2 separate regions of the Homo sapiens genome follow, and region 1 is linked to region 2. A link is an interaction called in ENCODE POLR2A ChIA-PET data of the cell type or tissue named here. Cell type or tissue: CD4-positive, alpha-beta T cell. All regions are shown on one strand. Links, peaks and the distances in the headings refer to the core of each region. The heading gives the core; the rest is flanking DNA. Region 1 has its middle 150 kb from the start of RPL34-DT. Region 2 has its middle 190 kb from the start of LEF1.

Region 1 (8,340 bases), core at 37-8,036, 110 kb after region 2:
GCTGATTAACACAAGCCACCTACAGATGGCAAAACTAAAAGAGCACACTGTAACATGCCCACAGGGGCTTCAGGAGCTGTAAACATTCACCCTTAGATGCTGCTGTGGGGTCAGAGCCCATGCTCCCCATGACCTGCCTGTCTGCCTGCTCCCACTAGGGGTTTTGAGCAGCGGGGCACTGAAGAAGCGAGCCATACCACCATAGCACACCCTGCGAGAGGCACAAGGGAACTTTGCCCATTTCACAAGCACAAAATGAATGGTTAGACCCTGAAACTATTAGGGTCCTTTCCAACTCTGAGACTCTCATCTAGGACTGATAACCCCAGACAACGGGTCACATTTACTGACAAACACTAGTTCTGTTCCTTATGCCAGCAAAGCATGAGTAGTCCCAGAGTACTGCCCAAAAGCCCCAGTCCATCCCTTGGTTTTCAATTAAAGCATTTCTTATTGGTTTCAAAGAAAGCCCATGGTGACAAAGTCAAGATTAAGCCAAATGCTTTTGATGTTTATCAAATACCAGAGCTACATCTTTGTCTTCCATAGAAGAAACTGAGAAAATTGTGTTCATAAGATTTCAGCGACAGAAATCATTTACCCAGAATGATTTTCCTCTGCATGCCAATGCAGGGCTGATGATGGTGAAGACTGGAGTCACAGACGGTATGGGGGAGGACCTCACTGAATGCTTTACCAGGTGTGACTTGCAAAGCAGCAAGTCACAAATCTTTCACAGACACCTAGAACCAAATTAAATCTGAAGAACAATAAAAATAATGTCATTATTTTAAGAAAAGGTATTTTATAAAACCAAAGAATCAAGACAGAAGACCACAAAACAGAGAAAGCTGGGAGGGACCCATCCTGGTTTTTTTTGAGATGGAGTCTTCCTCTGTCGCCCAGGCTGGAGTACAGTGGCACCATCCACTGCACTGTAACCTCCACCTCCTAGGTTGAAGCAATTCTCGCACCTCACCCTCCTGAAAAGCTGGGATTACAGGCACCCACCACCATGCCCAGCTAATTTTTGTATTTTTAGTAGAGATGGAGTTTCACCATGTTGTCCAGACTGGTCTCAAACTCCTGACCTCAAGTGATCCGCTGGCCTAGGTCTCTCAAAGTGCTGAGATTACAGGCATGAGCCCCTGCGCCCGGCCTCATCATCTTTTTTTGTGACCAGTACTTTCTTTCTCAAAACACTACCTACCAGTCTTCTGTTATTCAAAATCCCCTTGGCTCAGACCTACCAGAGAAAGGGGGCCATCTCTCTCTCTACCATCATGGGCCACATATGGTTCTTTTGAATAGGGGCAGATAGTCAGAATATGATTGAGACGAGAGTTATAGAGAGCTGCCCAGAGACTTTCAAATTATGAGACCTAAGACATTTGCCCTGGCCTATTCTAAGGCCCCTTTATACCCTGGGCCACATAGAAATAATTCCTATATAGACACCCCTAATTCATATATTATTGAGAAATGCTTTATTTTTTCATTTCCCTAGAGAAGAAGTGCTCACTTTTGTTCTTGTTTTTGTTTTTAACTGGCTTTGTTATTCTTGGGCATGAGATGGTATTTAATCCTTTTATCCACTTATTGAACAAATACGTCGGGCACTGGGAATACAATTGAGCTGAACTGAACTGGTAAAATCATTGCCCTCAAGGAGCTGGCATTCAAGTGGCTGACATGATACCATTTTCTGTGTCTCAGAAGATGACCACGGAGAACTTGATCTAAACTGGGAACTTTGATGATGTATTTCATGTCAATGAGTCTGTTCTAAAAAGCAAAGAAAAACACACCGTGCTCTATCATAGTGTTAGTATACAGACCTCCATGAGGTCCTAAAAAGTCAGACTGTAAGGGACTAATTCAGATGGTTGAAATTCAGGGAGGCAAAGTGACAGAACCTTTTCAAGCTTCTATGCGGGAGGTGAGGGACGGGATATAATGAGAATCTGGCAACACTCGGTAAATTATCTTCTGAATTGATTCAAATTTTTGCAGCAAGCCTTTCTGTGCAAATTTCCATGACTTCTTCATGGTAATTAGTTTCATGGAATATTGCCAAATGGCATATTTTTCCTACTTCGAGCCACTTTATAAGCACTCCTGGGAATGTCTGAAATATGAGATAAGCACTCTTAACCCAAAGTTTTATTAAAAAGTTTAATGAACACAAATACCAAATGACACATTCATTGCCATTAAGTATGTAGACTCTCTGTAAATCTGTGAACTACTGGGCGACTATAAAACCTACTTCCCTCAGCAACCACAGAAGCTTTATTTCTCTTCCTGAGCAGGCATGGGAGCCCTCCGGATGCACCTCGCCATCTCCAGCCTCCCAGATTCTCAGGACTCCACTGCATGCACTGAAGCATGGTGGTGGTTGTGAATTCCCTCTCGGCTCCTTCTCTGTCAAGTCCTCCCTCCCACTAGTACTGACCTTACCCTGCCAGTCCTTGCGCTTTTGATCTTCTTCGCATTGCCCTCCAGGAAGCCTCAGGCCACATAAGAACTTTCTCATTGTCTAACATCATCCCCAAATAAGAAACATGCATTTACTAAATGTTCTCTCAAACTTCCAGAACATAGAGAATTACTTAATTTTTTTTTTGTTCTGGGCACAATCCTCTACTAGAATCTTAGTTCTTCAAAGGCAGGGACCATCTTTTTATACGCCCTAGAATCTTCAGCATTGAACAAAGTAGAAGCTGAACAATTTGCAGAATGAAGAAATGGAGCCATGGTCTTGTCTCTCATCTTCTCTTTGCTGTTTTAAAATGTTTTTTTCTGGAGAGAATTGTCCTTTCCCATTATGTTCTCTGAGGTCCCTGTGTTCCCTCAAGCCCTCTACTCTCTCTTTAGACAATTCCTTATAGTATAATCATTTCTAATAAAAATACACTAGCTACTCAACATGCAATATGCAGAGTAACTGAAGGAAAGGTCTAAAAAGATTTTCTGAAACTTTAGATTGCAGTAAAATTAACGGCAGAGGCTACTACACATTGCTTAGCAGTTTCAGCTTAATCAGTGATCAGAAGAAAATATTAATATATTTACAAACACTAGCAGAGAGTATGCAGAGGCTATGGCAAAAGGAAGGAAGTGGAAAGAACAGAAATCGACAGAGCTCACGGTACCTGCATCAGTTATCTATTGCCACAAAAGTGCTGCATAGAAAAGAGCGGTGGGTTACAGGATAAGCATTTATTTTTGCCCAAAGTCTCTCATTTTTCTAGGTTGTTTTGCTGATCTGGGCTGTACTTGGCTGAGAATAGCTGGATTTATTCATGTATCTGTGGTCAGCTGGTGAGTCAGCTAAGGGCTGGCTGGTGTCAGATGGCTAGAGCCTCTGAAGGGTTTGGTTCCATATGTGCTTTTAGCCTCCAGGAAACTAGCCTAGACTTGTTTTTATGCAGGTGGAAGACCTCTGAGAGAGTGAAAGCAAGAGCAAGAGTGAGAGAGCAAGCATGTTCAGAAGCTCACCAAACTTCATGACGCCTAGGCTTAAAACTGGCAGATTGTCACTTCCACCTCATTATGTTGGCCAAAGCAAATTTCAAAGCCAATATAGATATAAGGAATGGAAAAATATACTCTGTCTCTTGGTGGGAGGAGCTGCAAACTCACATTATAAAGGGTTTGGATATAGAGAGGGGTACAAAATTGGAGCCATTTTTCAATCAAACCATCATACTTAACTCAGCCTCATTTTTTTTAAATTGAGACAGGAAGTCATTCTGTCACCCAGGCTGGAGTGCAGTGGCACAATCTCAGCTCACTGCAACCTCTGCCCTACAGGCTCAAGCAATCCTCCCACCTCAGCCTCCTGAGTATCTGGAATTCCAGGCGCACACCACATGCCCAGCTAATTTTGCGTTTTTTGTAGAAATGAAGTATCACCATTTTGTCCAGGCTGGTCTCAAACTCCTGGGCTCAAGCTATCCACCCACCTCAGCCTCCCAAAATGCTGGGATTACAGGCATAAGCCACTGCACCTGGCCCCAATTTTTTACTTATTAGTAGCAAGGTATAAGCACAACTGTCTTAGTTTGAGTTCCTGTGGGTTCTGAGACAAGGATCCAATACAAGTGGTTTATTTGAACGGCAATGCTAGCAAACACTGATAGGAAGGTGAGGAGTTGAGAAAGGGAAGGAAGCAGCCAATAAAATGTTTGTTATCAAGCAAGTTACTTACCATTGTGGATAACTGAAGCATATTCTTGCTAGAGAACTCACTTGGAGCCAGTGTAGAACACACATCTTAGAGTTATCCTACCTAAAGAATGAAGCAGCTAGGATATTTCTGTACCAGCTCCTCTCAGTCAATGGTTGACAACTGGTTGGGTGGACGTAGAGCACTCATGTGTGGATACTTTTGTACTGCTGCAGAAGCAGAATGGGTTCCAATTAGCCAGGGAAAGTCTTCAGGCAAAGAATTTGCCAGAGCTAGCAGTTAGAAGGTGGGCAGCATACACCAAATGGGAAGGGCAATAGGATATGGCAGGACACTGATAGTGTTCATTATATCACTCAACAGCTTCTGCTGATTGCAATAAAATCTGCCAAAAGTTACAGTGTAGCCCAATGGAAAGATTATGAGCAAATCCTGTTTTTAGCTATGAACAAATTCCCTAATATTCCTGAGCCTCCCTTTCCTCAATAGTAGGTACTTCATGAGCATTTTTTTGAAGATAAAATTGAGATGGTATGTTTATAGTGTCTGGTAAATAAATAAGTGCTGGGTGTTAATATCTATCAAGATATTTTTGTTTCCATTCATTCATTCCTCAAGAGTTTGAGTGGAAATAAGCATATCTTTTAAAATATTTGTTTAGGCCCCCTGTTTCACACTTTGCCCGCTGCTGTGACATCTATGACAGGCTCCCATAGCAAAATATATACATCCAAGAACAGAATGGAACTTGGAAGTTTAAGAAACAGCAGCATAATTGACATCTTTAGGCTACTACAGCTAACCATAACTGCGTACACGTTGTTCTCAAACTCACATGGAATTGTCACCAAAATAGATCACATTCTGGGCCATAATACACACCTTAACAAACTTAATAGAAATCATACAGTGTCTGCTCTCAGACCACAAGTGAAATTCAACTAGAAATCCATAACAGAAATATAACTGGAAAATCCCAAAATATGTGGAAATTAAATAACACAATTCTAAATAACATATGAGTCAAAGAAGAACTCTCAAGAGAAATTTTAAAATATTTTAAACTAAGTGAAAATGAAAATTCATCTTATTAAAATTTGTGTGCTATAGCAAAAATAGTGCTTAGAGGGAAAATGATAGCATTTAATGCATATATTGGAAAAGAAGAAATAATCTAAAATCAGTAATCTACACTTTTACCTTAGGAAACTAGAGAAAGAAGAGAAAATTAAACCCAAAGTGAGCGGAATAAACAAGGTAATAAAAATCAGAGTGGAAATCAATGAAATTGAAAACAAGAAATCAATAGAGAAAATCACTTAAACCAAAAGTGGTTATTTGCAAAGACATGAAAATCAATAAACCTTTAGCCAGGCTAATGAAGAAAAAGGCAGAGAAGACACAAATTACTAATATCAGAAATGAAAGAGGAGACTGTAGAGAGCATTGACATTAAAAGGATAACAAAGGTTAGTATGAGCAACTGTATGACCACAAATTTGATAACCTAGAAGAAACAGACAAACTTCTTAAAAGACATGATCTGTCAAAACTCACACAATAATACATAGACAATGTAAGTAGCCCTATCTCTGTTAAAGAAATTTAATAATTAATAACCTTTCAAAGCAGAAGACACAGACCCAGATTGGTTCACTGGTGAATTAGAACAAACATTTAACAAAGGAACCATTCCAATTCTCTACAATTCCTTTCAGAAAATAGAAGTAGAAAGAACCCCTCTTAACTTATTCTATGAGGCTAGCATTGTCCTAATATTGAAACCAGATAAAGACATTACAAGAAAAGAAAGCTACAAACCAGTATCTCTCATGAACATGGTGCAATAATCTTCAACAAAATATTAGCAAATTGAATCCAACAATGTGTGAGCATTCTGCTCATATAATTGTTATATGTCATGACCAAGTGGGACTTATCCCAGGTATGCGAGGGTGGTTCCATATTCAAAAATCAGCTAAGGTAATCCATTATATCAATTGCTTAAAATAGAAAAATCACATGATTATCAACAGATGCAGAAAAAGCATTTGACAAAATCCAACACCCATTCATAATAAAAATTCACTAAACCAGAAGTAGAAGGGAACCTCAACTTGACACAGAACAGCCACAATAAAACCCTAAAACTCACATCCTAATTAATGATGAGAAACTCAAAGCTTTCTCCCTAAAATCAGGAACAAGATGTCCCTTCTTACACTTGTTTTCAGTGTGGTACTGGAAATCTTAGCTAATGCAATAAGTCACAAAAAGGAAATAAAAAGTATATACAAATTGGGAAGGAAAAAATGAAACTGTTTACAGATGACATGATCATTTATGTAGAAAATCCAAAAGAATAAACAGCAACAAAAAACCTCCTGAATCTAATATGAAGTTATAACTAGGTTGCAGGATACAAGGTTATTATGCAGAAGTCAATTGCTTTCTTATCTACCAGCAATGAACAAGTGAGATTTGAAATGAAAAACATGGCGGGGTGTGTTGGCTCAGGCCTGTAATTCCAGCACTTTGGGAGGCCAAGGGAGGCAGATCGCTTGAGATCAGGAGTTCAAGACCAGCCTGGGCAATGTGGGACACTCCACTTCTACAAAAAACACAAAAATTAGCCAGGCATGGTGGTGCATGCCTGTGGTCCCGGCTACTCAGGAGGCTGAAATGGAAGGATTGCTTGAGCCCAGGAGGTCAAGGCTGCAGTGAGCCATGATTGTGCCACTGCACCCCAGTCTGGGCTACAGAGCGAGATTCTGTCTCAAAAAAAAACAAAAACAAACAAACAAAAAAACCCATAATACAATTTACCATTTATATTAGTAACCTTGAAATTAAATCCTTAGGTATAAGCCCAACAACATATGTAGAATATCTATATAAACAAAACTACAAAACTCTGATGAATGAAATCAAAGAAGTAAATGCAGAGATTTTTAATGTTCATGAATAGGAAGACTCAATATTGTTAAAATGTCAGTTCTTCCCAACTTGATCTATGGATTCAATACAATCCCAATCAAAATTCCAGCAAATTATTTGTGGGATTTTAAAGTTTATATGGAGAGGCAAAAGACCCACAATAGCCAAGACAATATTGAAAAACAAAGCTAAAGGACCATTCCCCAATTCAAGGCATCATATAAAGTTACAGTAATCAAGACAGTGTGATATTGGCAAAAGAATAGAAAAATAATGAAACACAATAGACAGTCCAGAAATAAATCCATATAAATATAGTCAACTTATCTTTGACAAAGGAACAAAGGCAATAAGATGGAACAAATATAGCCTTTTCAACAAATAGTGCTGTAACAACTGGACTTCCTCTTGCAAAAAAATAAGTCTAGATATAAACCTTATACCCTTCACAAAAATTAACTCAAAATAGACCATAGACCTAAGTGTGAAATGTAAAACTACCAAACTCCTAGAACATAACATAAGAGAAAACCCAGATGACTTTGGATATGAAGGTAGCTTTTTTAACACAACATCAAAGGCACTATCCACAAAAAAATGATAAACTCTAGCTTCATTAAAATTAAAAACTTCTGCTCTGTGAAAGACAATGTTAATATAATGAAAAGACAAACTACAGACTGGGAGAAAAATATTTGCAAAAGACACATCTGATAAAAGACCGTTATCCAAAATATACAAAGAACACTTAAAACTCAACAATAGGAAAACAAACAACTCAATTAAAAATGGGCCAAAGACCTTAACAGACACCTCACAAAAGAAGGTATGCAGATGGAAATTAGCAAATTAAAAGATATTCCTTATCATATGTCATCAGGGAAATACAAATTAAAACAGCAGCCTGACACCACTACTACACACAAGAATGGCTAAATGCAGAACACCTACAACACCAAATGCTAACAAGGATGTGGAGCAAAAGAAACTCTCATTCATTGCTGGTGGGAATGTAAAGTGGTATAACCTCTTTGGGGGACAGTTTGGCAGTTTCTTAGAAAACTCTTACCATATAATCCAGCAACTGTGTTCCTTGGTATTTACCCAAAGGAGTTGAAAACCTACATCCAAACAAAAGCCTGTATGCAGATGTTTATAGCAACTTTATTCATAGTTGCCAAAACTTGGAAGCACCAAAATTTTCTTTAGCA
Region 2 (8,340 bases), core at 72-8,071:
TCGGAAATGTTGCCTTGATTCTAGAAATTATGACTTTGAATACCTACTAACATGTACTGGGCACTTCTATGTGCCCGGAGCTCTGCCAAGTGTTTTACATTCATTATCTCATTTGACCTTTATGAGGGCCATAGGAAGTAGATGTGACTTAGAGATGTTAAATAACACCTCTAGTAAGTGACCCGCCAAAGTTTGGAATGCCACCAGAGTGTGTATTTCTAAACGTGATGCTATCCTGCCTCCCAACTTTGGATTCTGCACAGAAATAGCAAAATACTTTGCACATTAAGTGCCCAAGAAATGCATTAAGTGAATGATTGAACAATGATTGAATGGTGATATTAAGGACTCACTGTTTTTGCAATATTGTAAGCATCTTTTCAAATTATTCCCATACGTTCGTACTAAAACAGTAACTTGGGAAATTGTTCTACTATACGTTAAGTCTGACAGTCTAGAGATCTCTGATTTTGGGGACAATATTTGTATTGAGTAAAAAAAATTATTCTGAGGGTCTTCCTTTGATCTGAGTGAAGAATGTTTTGAATCTTGACAGGGCTGGACCTACATTTGGCACATTTTGATAACCTGCAGGCAAGTTGGCTGAAGTTGCTGGCAGTGACTCCAGAAATCATTATCAACATAATTTCCTTTTTCTTATGACATGTAATCCTTCCCCTATCCTCACAACCCAATCTTTCGACCACTCTTGATAGTGGGAGGCTGCTGCTTTGAGTCATGTACCCAGCCACTGAGCACAGGCTTTCTCTGGAATGTGTCCTGTGTTGATTGCACTATTTATTAGTTTTATAGCAACAGAGCTGAGTGCTTCTTTGGTGTCTTTCTTGGGATTGTGTACATCATTCAGCCAGAAACAAAGAGTAGTTTGGATCCTTGCTGGCACCTGAACTGACTTGAAAGGGAATTTAGAGTTAAATCCTTATAACGCATAGATGTTTATGAGAAACATTGTTTTATACATGTTTATGGAAATAAAATTATTTCAAATGATGGTGCTTGAGGGTACTATGAGATGAGACAGGGCTGAGCTCAATAGTGAAGGCACAGAAATGGAAATGCTAAAGGGAGTTTTAATGGTTGGCTTTAGCTCTGATGGGGGCAACGAGGCCTTAACCTTGTTTTCTTTACCAGCTCTTCCACTGTCCTTTTGGCTTGCTGAGAATCTAACAGTATCTCACTCCATTTCGCTGTTGCTGTAATGAAGAAGCAGTGCTGTTGGTCAGTGGATTTTTCCAGAAGGTTGAGTTAAAGGGTATAACAAGCAGAGGGTGATAGTTTGAGAAAGCTCCAGATATGCACACTTCTACCCTCCCCTCTAACCATCATTTTCTGGAGTGTGATTTTGCCCCCGCAGCTTGCTTTACTGTCCACTAAACCACTTTCTTGTTTTCAGCCATGTGGATTCTTGTCCTTGCAAAAAGATTTCCCCAACTCTTTAGAACTTTGACCTTTAAAGTCTGCCTGAGGAATGTAAGAGAACTGCACATTTTACACAACTGATGTAAGATTTGTTTAGAACTTCAGAAAAACACGGGGTGGGGGGCAGTGTGCACAATGCATTTTTACAAGAGGCCCATTCAACAACACAGGATATGGCGAAAATAAAACAGGATTGGGTGGGATGCATGTTTGGGTTCTCAGGGGGCTGAAATCAAAGAGGTGTGCAAACTATTCTGCATAAATCCTTGCCATCCGCTTTGATAAATGAGATTACAGACTTGAAAGGTCAATTATATATTCGTAAGGAGAAATGCCAGGTTTGTGTTAATGTTTGTGCCTGACAGGATCTTAAAATAGACTTGAGTGAGCTAATCACATTGATGACCGTGTACAGTAGTGGAGAAGAGCTTAATACAATTTTATTACCTCCTATGGGCAAATATTTGCCTCACGAGACACACCCAATCCCTCCAGAATAGACTATTGTAAACAACTGGCTCCCCTTTTACAAGAGCTGAAATCTTTATGATGTTTGGGAATGCTGAAACTAAGGGCTAAAGAGCTTATTTGAATCTTGTCTTTCAGCCAGGAAAGCTCACCAATTGATTTTTTCTCCCTCTTTCTTTCTCACTAACTATGCCCAAGGCATGTTCTAGAAAACTAACATTGGCGAGAGTTCTGTTCACCCTTCCCAGTTTTATTCCTGGGAATGACAAATGGTGGGTGTTTTCGAATTTCCCATGTAGTTCCAGCAGACAAATATGTTTCCTTCATGTTTCTTTGCCTGCATGCAGCAAGGAGCATGACTTCAAAGTCTCAGATCTCGCATAGAAAAAGGTGAGAGTCACTTCTAATATTTTTGCTGGCAGGATTCTACAAGATTTAAACCTGACTGCTTGCACAACTCGTGGAAATGTAATGAGTCTTTACCCCAAAATGCCTTACCTATAATTGAGTATACACAGGGTTAATATCATTGCTCCTAGCCTGTGCAGTTAGGCCATGTGATGTACTCAATTTCAGTTACCTTCACTTGGTTTATTTAACAGAGATAAATGTATTACAAGTGTGAAATGAAAAAAAAAATGAAGAGAAGCGAGACAGTATCTTTCTCCTCATTAATATGTGGATATATGTGTTTATGAATGTATTTGTATTAATGCTGACTTATAGAGTTACATTTTGGAATTACTTAGGACTATGTAACACCATTCACATTATCGAAACTGATTTAGTCTAGCCAGATTAAAACAATTCTGGCCTAAACAGGAATAATCTGTATTTCAGGTACCTTTTAATATTAAGAAGGTCTAGTGATTCATATGTAACTTCTAAAAAATTTTTTGGATTGTTAACTATGCTCAAATTCTATCAAAGGAAACACTGTGCTTTTGCAATATTGTAAGCATCCTTTCAAATTATTCCCATACGTTTGGAGCCATGTAAATTACCATTGCAGCATGTTGACTATGGATTTGAAATCATGCAGGTTTAAGAAGCAATAAGGTCTTCTTCCTCATTCAGTACCCTTAGAGCCCATGTAAATAAATAAGTATAATAACATGTGGTGAGTATCTTACTGGATGTATGTACAAGGCTAAGTGGGTCACAAAAGAACAGACAGTTAGCTCTAACTGGAGTGGAAGTGGCCAGGAAAGTCTGCAGCAGGTGAAGCTTGAGCCGAGCTTTAATAAGCTGTGTCAATGTTCATCAATGCACAGGAGGAAAGACCTTCCCAGAGAAATGGATCTGGGTCTATGCCCTCCTTAAAACTCTTCCATTTGCTGGCTATGTGACTTTGGGAGAGCCGCTTTCCTATTTGAGCCAAATTGTTTCACCTGTAGACTGAAACACCTGCCTTACAAAATTGTTAGATTATATGAGAGAATATACATGAAAATGCTTTGAGAATTGGAAAATACTCTTCAGATGTAACATATTCTTAGCGCACTAAAGGTTTTTCCAGCTTTCAAAAGAACTTGACCTTTGAAGATAACTATGCTTGTATGATGTGTGTGTGTGTGTTTTCATGTCAAATGTGACTGTGGGGGTATTGTTAAGTTAGGCTAAACTGCTGTCACAAATAGAACCAAAAGTGTATTATGGTTTAAATATAGCAGGAGCTAATTGCTTGCTCATGTAAGTGTTTACAGTGAGTGTTCCTGGTCAACAAGTAGTTTTCTTCCACAGTGTTCCTAGCTGGGTGTGCAGAAAGAAAGAGACTTGGGGACTAAATGCATAGCAGTCTTTACCACCATGGTAGTAGTTTGTGTCTAATATATGTGCACACGCCTTTATACTTCAGGCAGCATGTGGACATCGACCCAGCCAGAACAGAAATCAGTATAAACTAATCATACACATGAAAATGGAAACCCACAAATAATACTAGCTTCTCTTTTGAAAAAGCAGTAATGTGTGTTTGTTTTTGAGAAGATTTAAAAAAAAAACAATGAAAATGGCCCCAGCAGAGAATGCCCTTTCCTTATGTTGTCAGTGATGGGGCTAACTGAGCCTGGAAAAGAAACAGATGCCGTGAGGGAGAAATTGGTAGGTGGGAGAACTGGAGGGAGAGGCTTCCCGCAACCTTGTCTTCCAGAGCTTTATAACCATCCTCCCTACTCTGTCATGTTTCCTCCTAATATCTATTTCTCTTTGTTCATTGCTACTTGAGTAAGTCTCTACTGCCTCCCCCTGCAAGCAGCCCTGGCCACCCAGGGCTTTAATGACAAGAAAAAATCATATCTTTTCCTCCCTACAAGATGAATATGCCAGATTCCCAGGAATATCAGCTGTTTAAAAACATCACTAGATTATTAGATCTAAGGCAAAGGAAATAGAGTTTTTGTACCTGCTCAAATTGTGGCCATTTGATAAACCTGCTACCTTTAGAGTACAGATGTCTTTGAAAGAGACTCCAGCTTCTTATGTTGCTCAACACTTCACCCCATATCGAGAGCGGGAAAGAAGACAACAGCTACACTTTGTAGAAGGAAGGGGAAAACCCACAAAGAAGCCAACCTGCCTTTTATCAGTGTGAGCTCTTTGTTTTGGTGACATAACACACCATGTCAGTTCCTGGCATGCTTAATTTCTGGCTTGCCTAAAGTAACAACAATGCCAGTTACTAGAAATACAGCTGCTATAAATGGTAACTGATAATATTATGCATATTTTTAATGACTTGAAAAAATGTTTTCGGAAAATTGCCTTGGAGGCTCTAGTTTCAATTCTGTAAGTCAAAGGGTGATAAGATTAAGCCAGGTAAATCTACGTTTTCTTGGGCTGAGGCGCCTCCAGCATCTGCCCAAGCTTCTGGCTGAGTGCTAGGCAGTCTCTAGCCTTGTCTTTGAAACAGAAGTCTGGAGAAGCCCCAGGGAGTGGGGGAGGCAAAGTGGGCTAGATTCATCTTGAACTGCAGCCAAGATTCAGCTGCTCCTGGTCTTGGTCTCCACTGACTGAATCTGTTTGGAGGCCCATCTGGCACTGTGAGCTGGGATGAATTCAGCTCTGAAATGTAATTGTTGACCCCTGACTATATAGGAAGAAGAGAAGTAATCAAGACATTACTTATTTCCAAATATCACACCTAAGAGCCTGATTTTGAAAACTGTTGCTAGTGGTGGCATCAGTAACTTCATTTAATCATTGGGTTTTCTTCAGAATGCAGAAATACGTATTTCCTTAGTAAACATTTTCTTTTTTTTTTTTTTTGTGACAGAGTCTCATTCTGTCACCCAGGCTGGAGTGCAGTGGTGTGATCTCGGCTCACTGCAACTTCCATCTCCCGAGTTCAAGCGATTCTCATGCCTCAGCTTCCCAAGTAGCTGGGGCTAAAAGGCGCACACCACCATGCCCGGCTAATTTTTGTATTTTTAGTAGAGACAGAGTTTCACCATATTGGCCAGGGTGGTCTCGAACTTCTGACTTCAAGTGACCCACCTGCCTCGGCCTCCCAAAGTGCTGGGATTACAGGCATGAGCCACCATGCACGGTCCTTAGTAAACTTTTTGATGTGGAGGGCCTTCTCCAAGTGTTTGAAAGCCTGAATCACTGTTTTGTAAGTTAGTGGGAAGTATCAGAATGTTCTGGCCTTGACTAAAGAAGCCTCTGATTTTCTTGAAAGTGAATTTCTAGCCTAAATGTTACCTTTGATTAAGTTGATGTAGTAGGTTGTGTTAGGTAAGTCTTCTAAACAACCTGCATTTTTGTCTGCTTCTGTGTGACTACCTCAGACACCACTGATACCCACAATTTCTTCTTTTTAAAGGACGATTAGAATACCATTCCTCTTTCTTAGAACCCTTCCTTCATGTGTCACAAAGGAATAGCCAACTATTTGGATTTGCCATAGTTCGAGATTGTCAATTTTTCCATTAGCAAGTAGAAGGGAAAATCTAGTAACTTTGAACCCAGATAAAATTTCCATCAAAGTAAAACTGTTGTGTTTTTTTTTATTTCTATATGATAAAGTTTGGATATATTGACAATAAATTCCACTAAGATTCTTTGCAAAGATTATTGACATTTTCAACTAGAACAAGGGGAGGATTAAATTACTTATATTAGCTTTGAGAAAATCAGATACATTTACTATTCAGAAACAATGCAGGAAGAGCTTAATTTCCATAAAATTTACCTAGAATTGAGAATATTTTAGCATTAAAAAAATCAAATTTTACTATCACACTGGTTTTTAAGTAAAATTAAAACATAATTTTAAAAGAAAAAATCAAATTTTATAGCTCTAGTAGTCTCTGGGGGAAAGTCTGGTTGAGAATATTTTGTCCTGCTTCTCTTTTTCTTTCAGCTGTTTGCTTTTTTGTCATTTCTCTACAGGTCAACCGAAAGTTGATGGAATTTTCACTCAAACTATTTCGCTACTTACTAGCAAAACTGGGGAAAAAGCATGGAAATGATTTGACATCAGTGATTTAAAGTAAAATGTTAGATGTGTGGATTTAATTTAATTGTTTCATTCCTGACTTCCTTGATTGTATAATAATTTAATTGCCACAGAGCCCGTTCTTCCATCAAAGAGTCCTTGAGATGGCCTCTTTGTGAAGCCCATTCGCCAGCATGGTGGACACATCAGGAGGAGCACAGGCAGCCTTTGCTGTTCAGGTCGCTCATCTTTTCTCTTCCTCTACTGCTTTTTCTGCATTATTACTCCCATCTGTCTGTATCATCTCCTCAACTAAATATTAAGTTTTTTGAGGTCAGGATCTATCTTAAGTCTATTTTCTCTGATAGTATTTATCACATCCTCATTCTTATAGTAGTTGTTCTAAAAATGTTAGTTGGATGAACAGATAAAGTTGGAAACTCATGAAATTCTCCCTAACACCTTGCTTTTTTATTTGTCCTCATTTAACAATTTGCCTTTTTTTTTTTTTTTTTTTTTTTTTTTGAGACAGGGTCTCACTCTGTCACCCAGGCTGGAGTGCAGTGGTGTACTCATGGCTTACTGCAGCCTTGACCTCACAGGCTCAGGCAATCTTTCTGCCTTGGCCTCCAGAGTAACTGGGACAACAGGCACATGCCACCACACCTGGATGATTTTTAAATTATTTGTAGAGATAAGGTCTCATTATGTTGCACAGACTGGTCTTGAACTCCTGAGATCAAGCAATCCTCCTGCCTCAGACTCTCAAAGTGCTGGGATTACAGGCATAAACCATCACACCCAGACACAATTTGCCTTCTTAATAAAAGCATATTACTTTTTGTTTTCCTGATGAGTAGAAATAGAAAAATTCCAGAAAATATGAAGATAGGCAATGCAAACATCAACTATAATCTTATGCCCAAATATTACTATTATTATTGGGCATATTTTTCAGCAGTGTTTTTTCTATGCATGTTAATGTATACATGTGTAATTTTTTGGTTCTGTTTTATTGCTTGCGAATGTATTATATTAACAGTTTTCTATGCAACTTTTCTCACCAAAGCATAATTAACATTTTCCCCATGACTTAAGACATTTTTGGTTATATTGTATTCCATCATATGAATAGACCATAATTTATTAATTAGATAGGCTCTCTTTTAAGTTGCAGAGCCAACTCAACCTAACTGAAGCAGAACAAGAAGGACGGATATTTATTACAAGGTGAGATAGAACATGACATGAATTAGTATGATCCCAAGTCTACAGTGAGAAATGGCAAAGGCAGAGTGACTAGATAGAGTTGTAAGGAGAGATTACCTCTGGCTGGGACATAGGGCTTCATAAGGGAGATGGTATTGATCTGGGCACAAAGGAGAAGTAACAGTGGTAAAGACTTACATGTTTTAAGTGCTGCCCGTGTGATGCCCTATTCTCATCATTTTACATGGATTATTTCATTCAAAACTTTTGCTCTTTTTACTTAACAGTTACAATGAAACATTTCCCCCATGCTTATCAATTAAGACATTTTTGGTTATATTATATTCCACAATAAGAATACATTATAATTTATTTATTAATTAGGCTCCTTTTAAGTTGCGGAACCAACTCAACCTACCTGAGGCAAAACAAGGGTTTTTTAAATCATCTTTATTATAAGATACTTTCATTCCCATTTCACAGATGACAAAACTAAGGAGAGTTACCCATGTTCAATTAGGATTTTGACATCCAGACAGGAGAAATGGGGGCTGAGCTGGGTGATGTAAGCAGAAAGAGGCAATTCACCAAAACCAATAGCCTCACCAAAAGCATCATGAACCACATACATCTACACAATATCACAGTGAGTCTGTTCCTTGGGGTGCGTTTCGTTAGGACCTGCCAGATGGAGAAGACAGGAAATAACTACCTTTCACAGTGGCTCTTTAATGTGGTTCCCCAAACAGCCACCTGCGCTACCCATTGCAAGGAACTGAGGATTT

What was found. Peaks named below come from ENCODE experiments on the same cell type or tissue, not always from the same donor. Only the 100,000 strongest peaks of a DNase experiment are listed, where the experiment ranks them.
Region 1: POLR2A ChIA-PET joins it to region 2 with 15 read pairs; 3 of 35 experiments call an interaction of 5 or more read pairs at or near these places.

Annotation. Positions count from the first base shown.
Region 1 is chr4:108,463,952-108,472,291 of GRCh38, forward strand. No RefSeq gene overlaps it. Among named protein-coding and RNA genes, the nearest start is that of RPL34-DT, 150 kb to the right of the region's middle. RefSeq lists an enhancer at 3,354-3,533. In CD4-positive, alpha-beta T cell, for the core only: no CTCF peak of the experiment used is centred there; no DNase peak of the experiment used is centred there; H3K4me3 peaks cover 480 bases; H3K27ac peaks cover 404 bases.
Region 2 is chr4:108,351,253-108,359,592 of GRCh38, forward strand. No RefSeq gene overlaps it. Among named protein-coding and RNA genes, the nearest start is that of LEF1, 190 kb to the left of the region's middle. In CD4-positive, alpha-beta T cell, for the core only: no CTCF peak of the experiment used is centred there; a DNase peak (open chromatin) is centred at 4,469; H3K27ac peaks cover 1,988 bases.